Regions from separate parts of the Homo sapiens genome. Here region 1 is linked to region 2. Evidence: read pairs that join two places in POLR2A ChIA-PET (ENCODE). Cell type or tissue: GM12878. All regions are shown on one strand. Each heading gives the region's core, and the rest is flanking DNA. Links, peaks and the distances in the headings are about the cores only.

The links. ChIA-PET counts read pairs that join two places held together with the same protein. Peaks named below come from ENCODE experiments on the same cell type or tissue, not always from the same donor. Only the 100,000 strongest peaks of a DNase experiment are listed, where the experiment ranks them.
Region 1: POLR2A ChIA-PET joins it to region 2 with 7 read pairs; 5 of 35 experiments call an interaction of 5 or more read pairs at or near these places.

The regions. Positions count from the first base shown.
Region 1 is chr1:169,114,146-169,119,145 of GRCh38, forward strand. All of the region lies in intron 2 of ATP1B1 (ATPase Na+/K+ transporting subunit beta 1), which reads left to right. Among named protein-coding and RNA genes, the nearest start is that of ATP1B1, 10 kb to the left of the region's middle. RefSeq lists enhancers at 1-33, 1-428, 2,032-2,651, 2,258-2,447. In GM12878, for the core only: no CTCF peak of the experiment used is centred there; a DNase peak (open chromatin) is centred at 2,126; H3K27ac peaks cover 211 bases.
Region 2 is chr1:168,762,160-168,770,343 of GRCh38, forward strand. It overlaps LOC124904452 (a long non-coding RNA gene), which reads right to left. Exons shown (of 2, transcript XR_007066725.1): 2 at 1,206-1,457. Among named protein-coding and RNA genes, the nearest start is that of LINC00626, 21 kb to the right of the region's middle. In GM12878, for the core only: no CTCF peak of the experiment used is centred there; no DNase peak of the experiment used is centred there.

The sequences.
Region 1 (5,000 bases), core at 1-5,000, 350 kb after region 2:
CATTTTTCAATGCCAAGGACCCTCCTTGGCATTTTTCAGAGTACGTGTTAGAAGTTTGTATTTTGCATAGGAAATAACTCCTTAAGTATGCAGACAAACAGTGTGTTTAAGAATACCCTGACAATTTTTTGGCTTCACATTAGTATCTTTAAAGCCTCCATTTTCATGTTTAGTTAAAGAGGGAAAATTGTAAATTTGAGTTAGATACACCTAGTGGGTGTGAAAGTTTGCATATGATTTAAAGATATAAAGACTTACTAATAATATTATCAGCTGAATTTGAGGCATGAATGCAAATCCAGCCTGACTGGGTATTGACTGCCCTTTGTACACCGGAATACCTTGTAGTTGGATCTCTTCTCAATAACGTGTGAATGTGGCCATATCAAGCAGTGGCAATTGTGCAGTGAGTGTATTTGGGCCTGTATGGCGATAATATTGGATAAACTGAGAGGCCAAACATGAAATCTGAGAGGAGAGACTAAACTACAGAATGGAAGTGAAATGTAAGAAAAAATGGTGAATGTGTACAGCTTCTTGGCCCTGAACAATGGTGGCCGTTTAATGCACATGATATTCCTTACAAAGTCGTGTTGCAGCCGGTGTGGTAGCTCATGCCTGTAATCCCAGCACTTTGAGAGACTGAGGCAGGAGGATCCTTTGAAGGCAGGGGTTCAAGACCAGCCTGGGCAACATAGCAAGACCCCATATCCACACACACACAAAAAATTTTTTTAAGTCTCCTGTTAAAAAAAAAGGGGTGGGGCCAGGAGTGGTGACTCACGTCTGTAATCCCAGCACTTCCGAGGCAGGCGGATCATGAGGTCAGGAGATCGAGACCATTCTGGCTAACACAGTGAAACTCCGTCTCTACTAAAAAATACAAAAAATTAGCCTGTCGTAGTGGCGGGCACCTGTAGTCCCAGCTACTCGGAAGGCTGAGGCAGGAGAATGGCGTGAACCCGGGAGGCGGAGCTTGCAGTGAGCCGAAATTGTGCCATTGCACTCCAGCCTGGGTGACAGAGCGAAGACTCCATCTCAAAAAAAAAAAAAAGAAAAAAAAGGGGGGTGGGGAATCATATGCTCTGTGAGAACTAAATGAGATGATAAACATATATAAAGCAAATAGTACTTTATGGTGGCAAAACCAATGGTATTAAGTGTAGGGTAACTGTTGAGAGCAACTTCTGTTTTTTTCTTTTTTTCTTTTTTTTTTTTTTCAAGAGGGAGTCTTCTTCTGTCGCCCAGGCTGGAGTGCAGTGGCATGATCTTGGCTCACTGCAACCTCTGCCCCCTGGGTTCAAGCGATTCTCCTGCCTCAGCCTCCCGAGTAGCTGGGGCTACAGGTGCGCGCCACCATGCCCAGCTAATTTTTGTATTTTTAGTAGAGATGGGGTTTCACCATATTGGTCAGGTTGGTGTCAAACTCCTGACCTCTGGTGATCCACCCGCCTCAGCCTCCCAAAGTGCTGGGATTACAGGCGTGAGCCACCGCACCTGGTCCAGGGTTTTTATAGCCCTATCTTTCTACTAGAAGCAGCAGTTTCTTCTTTTTGGACACTAAATTTCCAGATATGACAGGGATGCTTTGCACACTTAGATTTTCATGGAGTCAATAAAACCTTAGCTTTCCATGGAAATGTTTAAGAGACATTTGGGAAACATGTTTTTAAAAATTTTAAAGTGAATTTAAATGGCATTGTATTTGTTGTGCAGTCTCTCCCTTTAACAAACCCATGCTTGTTGGGTTAGCGCCTGCCAAGCTTTTCTCCAGAGGAGACCCCCTTAGGCAGTCCTGCAGTGCTGCTCTGCAGCATCGCTTCTCATCTGTTGATGCAGTTGGATCTGGGGAGAGACGCAGCAATTAGCTATGCTGGAGAGGGCTGAGCAGGCACAGGCACGCACACCCACGTGCATGCCCACGGACATGCAAGCGTGCACACACACGCATGCTCATGGATATACACACACACTCAGGCTACCAAGCCCTGGCCCTGATTTGACCCTGCTTGCCTTGCTGCCTGCCCAGTGGTGTAATGGAAAAGTCTCTTCTTCACATCCGCCATTGCCCTTCCCCCACCTCAGGCTCACTTAGCAACAGTGGAGTGAAATGAAGGTCACTGTGTGTCAATCGGTGGGTCCGGGAGATTCCCAGCTGGCTTGCTTCCTGGTAGGCAGGTATGAATGTATGCTGCTGTTCTCTCTTTTAAGGTTGTGGGTGGCTGTTTGTTTAGCTCTGAAGTATAGACGGCTCAGTGCTAGCAGACACATTTTCAAAGGGTCATATTCTTGGCTTGTTGGTAATCAGAATCGGGCAGGAGAAGTGGGGTGGATGCAGACCAGCTGACCACACTGGCACCACCAGCAGTTTCAGTTTCATCTTGATTGTAAAGAGGAAATATCTAATCTTAAAACTCATTAGGGGCCTGGCGCAGTGGCTCATACCTGTATTCCCAGCACTTTGGGAGGCCGAGGCAGGCAGATCACCCGAGGTCAGGATTTTGAGACCAGCCTGGCCAACATGGTGAAACCCCATCTCTACTAAAAATACAAAACTTAGCTAGGCGTGATGGCAGGCACCTCTAATCCCAGTTACTTGGGAGGCTGAGGCAGGAGAATCACTTGAACCCGGAAGGCAGACGTTGCAGTGAGCCAAGATCGTGCCACTGCACTCCAGCCTGGGCAACTAGAGCAAGACTCCATCTAAAAAAAAAAAAACCAAAAACAAAACAAACAAAAAACCCATTAGGGTTCGAGTCATTATCATTCTATCTCAGCTTGATTAAGTAAAATTCCTGAGAAGTCATTATGTCAGTCTCAGAATACCTAATTTTTCCACCCCCCGCAAACTACCTCATACTTGTATTACTATCTCTCACTCACACTTCAAAGGAGAAATAAGGGGAAATTAGAAACATTTGGCTTCCTTATACTTTGGAGGGGTTGTTAGTGCAAAGTGCCAGTAAGGTGTTTCCAGTTAGAATACACTGCTTTGTAATCTCTCAGCTGACGCGATGTATCTGTATACACCCAGCTGTCTCTCACTTTCCCTCTCCTCCTCCCTTCCCACCCTCAAATGGATCCTGTCTACCTGGTCCCAGAATTTGTGGATGAGTTAGCATTGGTGGCAATTAGATTTCCAAAAGCTACTGCACAGCCTTATGACTTGGTAAAGGGTTTGTGGGGGGAACTCTGTTTGGCTTCAACAACTCAACTACCCAGGTGGTGATTTCTTTATTTCTAAAGACAAGGGTACAACTAGTAAGTCATCTCTTGGGTACACAGGAAACCTAATGATTTACTTTAAAATGTTCTTGGAGCCACAGAAAAACAGATCTTACATTGTATGCCCATTGTATGATGAATAAGCAGAACAGAGACCTGATAAGTAGGAAGGACCAGGTAACAAATCTGTGGGAGTGATGGTGGGGGAAAAAAAAAAGCTGGATTTGTGAAGCTTCATTTAAGGATTTTTTGCTGCATTCACCCAAGGGTCATAGAAAGTGGGGTGGAAAGAGCAGTAGCCTGACAGGTCCACTTCTACCATAAAATCTGATGGGGTTATTGGACTGGTTGCTCTTAACTGTTGGTCAGTGCTCTCATGCTAGTAATCTGATGACCAGCTGGTCTGTCGGATGCAGTCAAGACTAGTGAGAAGCTGGGGAGATGAAGGGAACAGGGATGTATCATCCAGCTTTTTCCCACATACATGCATGAGTAGATCTTATCAAATGTCATGTAGAATGCAGTGTCTTGTTTCAGGATATTACTTAACAAATGTTATGTTTTATATCTAGATAAGTCAAATATACTATATGTACTTGCTCTTCAGTTTGGCCTTGAGCATAATTAATGTAAAATACTAGGATTTATCTATTTGTTTATGTTATTCTTTTATAAAAGTGGCACCTTTCCTTTATTGTATTGAGAATAAGCACAATTATGAGCTATACAAAATACCAAGGATTTGCCCCTATGGAATATGCATTTTTAAAGATAGGTCAACTGAACTAAATAACTCCCTGCTTGCCTGAAAGTGAATATACAGCCACAGGAAGAAGAGGACGGATCAGAGAAGAGCCTAAATCAGAGTTCACGGCATTTAGCTTAGACAGGAGGAATGATTTCTTTACCCTGAGTGTTGGTAAACATCCAGATTGGCTGTAGAGACAGTCCGGGGATTCAGTTTTCTAAGACTTTGTAAAGGGAGCAGATTCTGAGTGTCGGAGGGTGTGAATGTGACCCTGCCTGCAGGCAGGGAGATTTATTCCTTGCTAATCTCAGAGCCTGAGTCTGGGAGCTGGAGGCAGAAGGTGAGTCAAAGGTGGCTAGTTTCCAGAAAGTGCAAAGGCGCCTTTTTTCTGTGCCTCTCCCCTTACTTTGCTAGGTAAGTTGATACCAACTCACAGATGTAAAACAAAAATAAACAAACAAAATCCAGAAATATCTTAGGTCCTACAGAGTGGCACTTAAAGGAGAAATTTCTATCTCATATATGTGCGTATGCATACATATGTGTGTGTTTATGTGTACATATACGTGTGAGTATGTATGAATTCATACCTCTGTGTATTTTTTTTAAAATTGGAAATTACTTTTCAACTCGGAATGTATAGGAGACACATGATTTGTGCATGGCTACATTTAAAAGCATTTCTTTGCTTCCTGTGCCCTTCTCAGTCATATGGGTACCTTCCTGGAGGTTTCCATGGGAAATGATTCCTATTTAGAGATTTGATCTAGTGATTTATCAGATGTATTAAATGACAGGTGCAAGCAGCTGTGCATTTGAATAACTTACAAGGTTGAAATGGCTACATTCTAGTTTAAATACTTTAAACTCACATGTAGATTGAGAAATGATGAACTTGCTACATTATAAACCTAAAGAAACAAAATCCTTTCCCTCAAGCCTTTTCCCCCTTGTGCTATCAACACTTACTAAAGCTAAACATGGAGGATCTTCCTTATTTCTCAAGAGATGGGGACCAAAGGCAGGT
Region 2 (8,184 bases), core at 1,803-6,802:
TCAGGTTGTCCTTACCTGACTGCGTAACCTTGGACAAGTTGCTTAACTTCTCGTAGCCTCAGTTTCTTCTGTTGTGAAGAGGCTATTTATAGCAGCTACTTTGCAAAAGTCAAAGATTAAAAGAGTTACAGTGTTAAAGTGCTGAGCACAGTGACCAGCACATAGTAAGCACTCAATCAATGTATAAGTAATCAATGAATGTATGAGTAAGCACTCAATCAATCATAACAGCTATTATGATTATTAACTCTCCCGATATCAATGTCTTCTCGTTGTATGTTGGTACTGGGTATATACCATAGTTGTCTTTCATGGACTGGAAGACTGACAGTTATTGAGCAGGAAGTAGCACATCACTGGTCAGTGTGGGCCTTGGGAACCTAAAACAAATTATACTACCTTAAAACTGCGCTAGATTTGGTGCCCATTCATTTTGTTTGCTGTTTATTCCCCTATGGAATGTGGAACAGACATGTGCATGGATGACGTTGGTTGCAGAAGCTGGAAGGTTAATAATCAATCAGTAATCGAGTATTCTCTAAGTCTGTGCCTATTTCATCACTAAGCATGGCTCCAGGGCTAAATTAGCTAAACTACTTATGGAAAAGAGATTCAGAGGAATGAATAAAAGGCAAGGTGTGTCAGGAAAAGAAAGAAGATGTAGGGAAACAAGAGAAAGTAAAGAAAGATTTCTTGGACACGGTTGATCAATCACTGTGTCCCGGTTTCCTGGAAAGACCCTAGAGAAACTCAAATGATGAATTTGCTAACGTGGATGATCACAGATGTTTAGGATAAACCAGTTTCAAAACCATTTTATGTAAACCAATTTAATATTCTTCTGTGGTAGATTGATAAGCTGCTCTATAGCTAAAATAAGTAATAAATATTGCCTATCTTATCATCAATATGACATATGACTGTATTGCAGCAAACTTGCTAGCAAGCTAGGAAAACACAGTCCCAGAGGCCACTGTACTGTGAGGTGGATGCACCATGAATCACGCTCCGGGAGTAGTCCTGGCCACCCAGCTCACAGGTATCTGCAGTAACAGTTTGAAACATGTTATTAAGAGGGTGTCTCTCTCTGGTTAATCCTGCAGTATAAGAAATGACTAACGCCTTGCAGAGTAAAATTAGAATTCTGAATAATCTTGACAAGTTGGAGAAATAATTAGTCATAAACTGATGAAGTCACAGTCAAGTAAGGTCCCAATAGTTTATTTAGAGAGAACACCTTCACAAATACATCAATGGTGAATGAATGCCTGAAATAATACGTTAAGAAAGAACTGTGTGCCCTTTTATGGGGAGCTATAGAAGGAATTTTCATTATAAGCTGTTTAAATACCACAGTCTTGGGAAGCAGACAGACTCGAGTTGAATCATGGTTCTTCCACATCTGAGATGTGCCTTCTTGAACAGGTTCTTACCTCTGCTTCCCCTGGTTTTCTCATCTGTAAAAGAGGAGGTAATAATCTCTACCTTGCACAACCATTGCGAGGATACACGTGAAGAAAAACATTTGTAGCAGACACTATTTGTTGCCTATCCAACATTCATTTCCTCCTTTCTACTGGTTAAGAAAAACTTAAAATTTTTATAGGTGGCTGGATACCCTCCTGGATGGTGACCCTAGCCCAGCTCAGGAGTAAATCCTAATCAGCCCTAGTGTACTATCATGGGAGTCTTCTCTCCACAGACTTCTTGATATATGAAACAATAGAAGTTCTTATGATTAAAATCAGAATTTTTATTGTAGTTATTGCCCCCAAATTCCTCACTGAAAGAGTTGTGAAGTGCTTGATACCTAACTTCTACTCAAAAAAGAGATTATCCATAACTCTCTATTATCGTTTACTTTTCTGTAGCTTTGGGATCTCCTGATCACCTCTTTTTTATGAAAGTTTCTCCCCTTTTCCATTAGATGCCATTGCCTTCTGCTTTTCTTCTCAAATCTTAGGTTGCTGTTTCTCTGTCTTGGAGGACAGCTTCCCTTTCTCAGCCTGTACCTTGAATATGATTATCTATTAGGGGTCCATCCTTCACTTTCTTCTCTCTTGTTGATCTCAGCTACTCTCTGGGCTTGGTGACTCTTAAATAATTATCTCCAGCTCACACCTCTCTTTTCAGCTTCTAGCCATCATTCCAGTGGACTATTGGACATGCCCACATGGGTGTCCTGTCCAACTCAACTCATATTTGTATCATTTCCTCACTCATTCCCACTGCTCTTCCTGCATTCCATTTATTGGGGAATATTACCACATCTCCCCATTGTGTCAAGCCAGAAACCTCCAGTCACCAATTGTTCCTCCTTCTCCCTTACACCCTGCATGCAATCAACTTATTGCCTTAATATTCTCAATTAATATTCATCTATCCTGACCCCTGCATCTTCAATGACACTGCTTTAGTTTACCATTGCTAATCTTCATCTCTCATCTGGATTATTGCAATAACCTCTTTGCCTGAATCTTGCTTTGTAGTTTTCTATTCCATCTTCCAGACTATATGAGTAGGATGACACTTCTAAAACACAAATTTCATCGTCACTTCCCTACTTTAAACCTCCTTGATTTTTTGTAAATGTAAACTTTTTAGCACAGTCTACAAGGCCTTTTATAATTGAATCCAATAGTTGTCACCCTGACAACACCTTGGAGTCACCTAGAGTTATTAAAAATATGCCAATGCCCAGGCCTAACCTCCAGAGATTTTGATTTCATTAATTTCATTTAAGGTATAGGTATTTTTAAAAGCTCTCCAGGTGTCAGTACGAAACTCCTGAATGACCAGCCAACACTGCAGGGCCCTGAGTCTCAGTCAATATTTGGACAGACACCAATTGCTGAGTTTTCTGTCCATGGACAGGAGTGGTCTCAGGCTTAGGACCTTCTTGCTCTGCAGAGATCAGGCACAGTTATCCTCTATGCACTCCAACTCCTGTTTACAAGAAAGTTTACCTCTATTACATGACTTAGAACAGGAATTCTCAAACTTTTTTATGGTAAAGTCCATGGACTTTCCTCAATATTGTTGTCAAATACATAAATGGCGTAAGGTTGCAAAAGAGACAAATTACATTGAAATGCAGTTATCAAATATTAAAATATTTATGCTATAGGAATATATGTCTTTATTAAAGTATTAGATAAATATATGTAGCAGTATATCTAATAACAATTATAGTTTCCAAATAGAGATGAACATCAATGCTATTTCAAGATATCTGTAACAGCTGCAAAATAATACTTTAAAATATGCATAGTGATTAAGTTGGAGATATTCCTAAATACTACAGTAGTTTGTTGCCAATATTTGTAATTGAAGAACAGCAAATTTCAATTAGATGTTAGTGAAATAAAAAGGTCAGTTTTTTCCAAACCAACTCCATGTACATCACCCCTTCCCTTCCTCAAATTTTATCTATGAATCCTGTGGGGCCTCAGATTAAAAAATGATGGTTTAGAGGAAACTGAAGAAGGCTTTTTAAAGGAAAGCAATAAGTTGTGTAGGAAATATCATTTATGATTGCATTTAATATTTATTTTGTTATTTATTATTAACATGTTTATGATGTTCAGTTATACTTTACTGCAGATATTTTTACTAATAAATAGAATGCAGCATTAATTGTTCCTCATCATAAATATTAGTTACATGAATGAATGGACAATTAAGAAGCAAAATTTATGTTTTTAAATCACAAGTCCACCCCATCTACTCCAAACTGTTACCTTAATGAATCAACACCTTGTGCCTCAGTTTCCCTAGATCATAGATGATTAGGGTATTAGTAACAAAGTTAAAATATAAGGGTCAATAATATGGTATTTGGAGTCTGAAGTAAATTGGCTCTAGTTCCACCAGGCATTAGATAGATGGTCAAGGGGAAATTACTTGACTGTTTTTGGGGGGTTTTTTTGCTTTGTTTTTTGAGACAGGTTCTTACTCTGTCACTCAGGCTGGAGTGCAGTGGCATGATCTTGGCTCACTGCAACCTCCGGCTCCTGGGCTCAGGCAATCCTGCCACTTCAGTCTCCCGAGAAGCTGGGACTACAGGTGTGTGCCACCAAGCCTGGCTAATTTTTGTATATTTTTGTAGAGACAGTTTCACCTTGTTGCCCAGGCTGGTCTTGAACTCTTGGGTTCAAGCAATCTGCCCAACTCAGCCTCCCAATCTGCTAGGATTACAGGCATGAGCCACCGCACCCGGCCTTTATTTTCAATTATGTAAAGTAGAAGTAATGATATCATCTTTTGAGGGCTGTTGAGGGGATCATGTGAGATGATGTATATATATAAAGCACTTTTCACAGCATTTGACACATACTAAACATTTCCTTAATGGTTGCTATTACTGCAACTGTAATTATTGTTACGTGTTATCACAGGGCATTTTGCCTATCAAATGAAAGTTGATATGTTTAACCCATAACAATGCAAAAATTATAAGCTCCTTCTCAGCAGAATCTTTAGATAGACCTTGAAGTGATGAGAAAGAATCAAAATCTGTGCCGTGCTTAGGGACCATCAGCCTTAGCTAGAAAATGACACAGAAAACAGCCCTTGCGTCAACAGAGTAAGGCCTGACCTTCGGGAAGAATGGAAAAACAGGTTCTGTTTGCCATGGAAGATCTCTTATCACCTTTTCAGACTGCCTTCGGTTTTTGTGTCCCCTTTCCTACATTCCAAGGCCTCTGGTATCCAGTCTTCTGTCCCTCACAATCTACTGTGCACCTCAAGCTAGGCAGGAGGGGACGGGAATTTGTATTGAGGGGGTCTCTTATTTGCAGGGCACTATTTTGCTCTATAGGTGATGAGTAATCCAAAGCTTGAAAGCTTTTAAATTTTTCTGTGCTTCATTCTTTCAAGGATCTGGTTTTGAGATCATATCTGCCTAGTTTGAACCAATTAATAATACTGAGGGGATGGATACACAATTTTCCATAATGTGATTATTACACATTGCATGCCTGCATCAAAGTATCTCATGTGCCCCATAAATATATATGCCTACTATGTACCCACAAAAAATTTTTAAAAATTAAAAAAATAATCTTACAGAAGTTTTGAGAATGTCTTAGTTTCCAAGTTGCTGCATAAAATATATGTATTATCTTAGCGAAAGCTTTTAATAGCAACACTAATAAGCTATAAAGCTGTACACATGCATCCATGTAGACCTGGCTTGCATCCTGGCTCTGCTATATCCTAGCTGTGTCATCTTGGTCAAGGAGGGTAACCTCTCTTGCTAAGACCATTCTTTACTTATAAAATGGGAATAATAGCTTCTTAGCAATTTGGTTAAAACTATAAAATTTTGTTTATAAATAATAACTATAAATACTTAACATGAAAATTTTTACTATCAATAAAAATAATGGGACTTTCAGTGTATTGGAAGACATTTGATGTGAGATTGGAAGGAATTTCAGATGCTTTTTATCCCTCTTCGTGAGTAGCTGCTTCTTTGTCAATGAGTGGTGTTTCTTCTGTGCTAAAAAGATGAACACACTTCAGTCGTTTCATAAACACAGGGCTCATGAAATTCTAGCCATCATCTCAGAGTGAATGTACACTAAATGGTAAGGAATGCAATGGGTTGAGAAAATTCTACCCAATTAATCTTCATATCCAATTTGGAGGTAGAGCAAAATCTAAAACACAGATGTATAGTCTCCCCACTATACTCTGGCCCCTCAAGAGTGATGCTTGACCTCTTGCTCTTAAAACACTTCTAAACATCTAGGCATCCTGTCCCAGAACAAAAATCAAAGTAAGGCCGCACACGGCCTTGAGAAAGACCAAGGGCTTTCAGCTTTTCTCCCTCTTCAACTTGTAAAGGCTTGAAGAGGCAGTCAGCATAACCTCTGGGCCCTCCTTAAACTTTGGGGCTCTTCAGCCATGGAATCCACATCACTCTTCTGGATGTATGCCCAGAGCAGAGCTCTGGCTTCGAATTCTCTGGATGACAGCCACGATAAAGACATTTGCTACTGCCAGCACATAGAGGGAAACATGGAAAATACAAGAACACAATCAATGTTTCTAAAATACCTCTGCCAGGGGGAATCTTTGTCACCAGCTTCTCAGGAAAAGTGGAATTATGCCCTCCCCTCCCCACTTGGCTAATTATCACCACTGTTGTAGAACTGAAAAGAGCTTCAAGAGATTGAAGGAGAACAGTCTAAAGAGAATCATAGTTCATGAATTTAAGAACAGGGTCTTGATTTGCACTTTATATCCTGTGAGGCTCATGTGTTCCCATGTGCTTAGGAGAAACTTATGCAGAGACCAAGTGTGCCTTCTTATAGCAACCTGTTCCATATTATGTGTGCCTTTTTGTTTTTTTAACTTTTTGGATTTTAGATTCAGAGATTTCATTTATTCATACTCTTATTTCAATTCCTGGCACACTCTTATGTTTGATCCCATAAAGCCCCTTTCTTAGTTTATTTTAGTTTTCCCCTTCATCTCTCATTCCCTATTCCCATTCCTTACCACTTAGTATACATTCCCTCTAAGATGTTTAATGTATGTCTCTTCATACTCTTGATACATACGTATTTGTGAAAGATATCTAGTAGTGTTTTGTGTATATGCTTTTTTTCTTTCTTTTTTTTTTTTTTTGAGACGGAGTCTTGCTTTATCACCCAGGCTGGAGTGCAGTTGCACGATCTCGGCTCACTGCAAGATCTGCCTCCCGGGTTCAAGAGATTCTCCTGCCTCAGTCTCCAGAGTAGCTGGGACTGCAGGCACTCACCACCACGCCCAGCTAATTTTTGTATTTTTAATAGAGACAGGGTTTCACCATATTGGCCAGGCTGGTCTCAAACTCCTGATATTGTGATCCCCCTGTTTTGGCTTCCCAAAGTGCTGGGATTACAGACGTGAGCCACCGCGCCTGGCCATGTATAAGCTTTTAGTTTACATCATACGCAGCGTCTCATTATATTCTTTTATCTCTTTATTCAATGTTATGTTCTGATGTATATTCACTAGTTTATCGCATCTGACAGCTGAATTCTATTTCATCTGCTGATGGACAACTATTGCTCTAACAAATAATGCTGCTGTGTTCATTTTTCTATGTGGTGTCTTACAGGCCTGTGTGAAAATCTCTCAGACACATTCCCAGGAGAGAGACTGCTATATTGTAGGGTACACAGAAACTAATTACTAAAAGCTGCCGGTTTACTTTTTGGAAAGATTGTGCCAGCTCCCACTCCTACCAGCCATTTATGTAGGTTTCTGTTTCCCCCAACTTGTTGAAAACTTGAAGTCGTGTAACTTTTTAACTTTTGCTAATTGAATGAGTATTAAATGGTATATTATTGTTGCTTTGATTTTTATGTCTCTTCTTATTGGTGAGGTTGAGAATCTCTTGATCTAATTGTAGTCCTTCAGATTTCTTCTTTTTTGCATTTCTTATTCACATCCTTCACCCATTTTCCTATTTTTTTCTCTAATTGTTAGTAGGAATTGCTTTTATAATCTAAGTATTAATCTCATTTATTTTAAACTTTAAAAATATTTTCCCCTAGTATGGTACACATCTGTTAACACTGTCAATTGTGCCTGTGTTGAACAAAAATCTTTAATGTCTTTGTAGTCAGATCAACAATTTTTGCCTTATAGTCTGTGCTTCTGTTCAATCATTGTGGAAGACAGTGTGGTGATTCCTCAAGGATCTAGAACTAAGAATACCATTTGACCTAGCAATCCCCTTACTGAGTATATACCCAAAGGATTATAAATCATTCTACTATAAAGACATATGCACACATATATTTATTGCAGCACTGTTCAAAATAGCAATAGCATTCACTGTTCACAAAACTTGGAACCCAAATGCCCATCAATGATAGACCGGATATAGAAAATGTGGCACATATACACCATGGAATACTATGCAGCCATAAAAAAGGATGAGTTCCTGTCCTTTGCAGGGACATGGATGACACTGGAAACCATTATTCTCAGCAAACTAACACAAGAACAGAAAACCAAACACCACATGCTCTCACTCGTAAGTGGGAGCTGAACAATGAGAACACATGGACGTGGGGATGGGGGCATCACACACCAGGGCCTGTTGGGGGGGCTACTGGGGGAGGGATAGCATTAGGAGAAATACCTAATGTAGATGACAGTTTGATGGGTGCAGCAAACCACTAT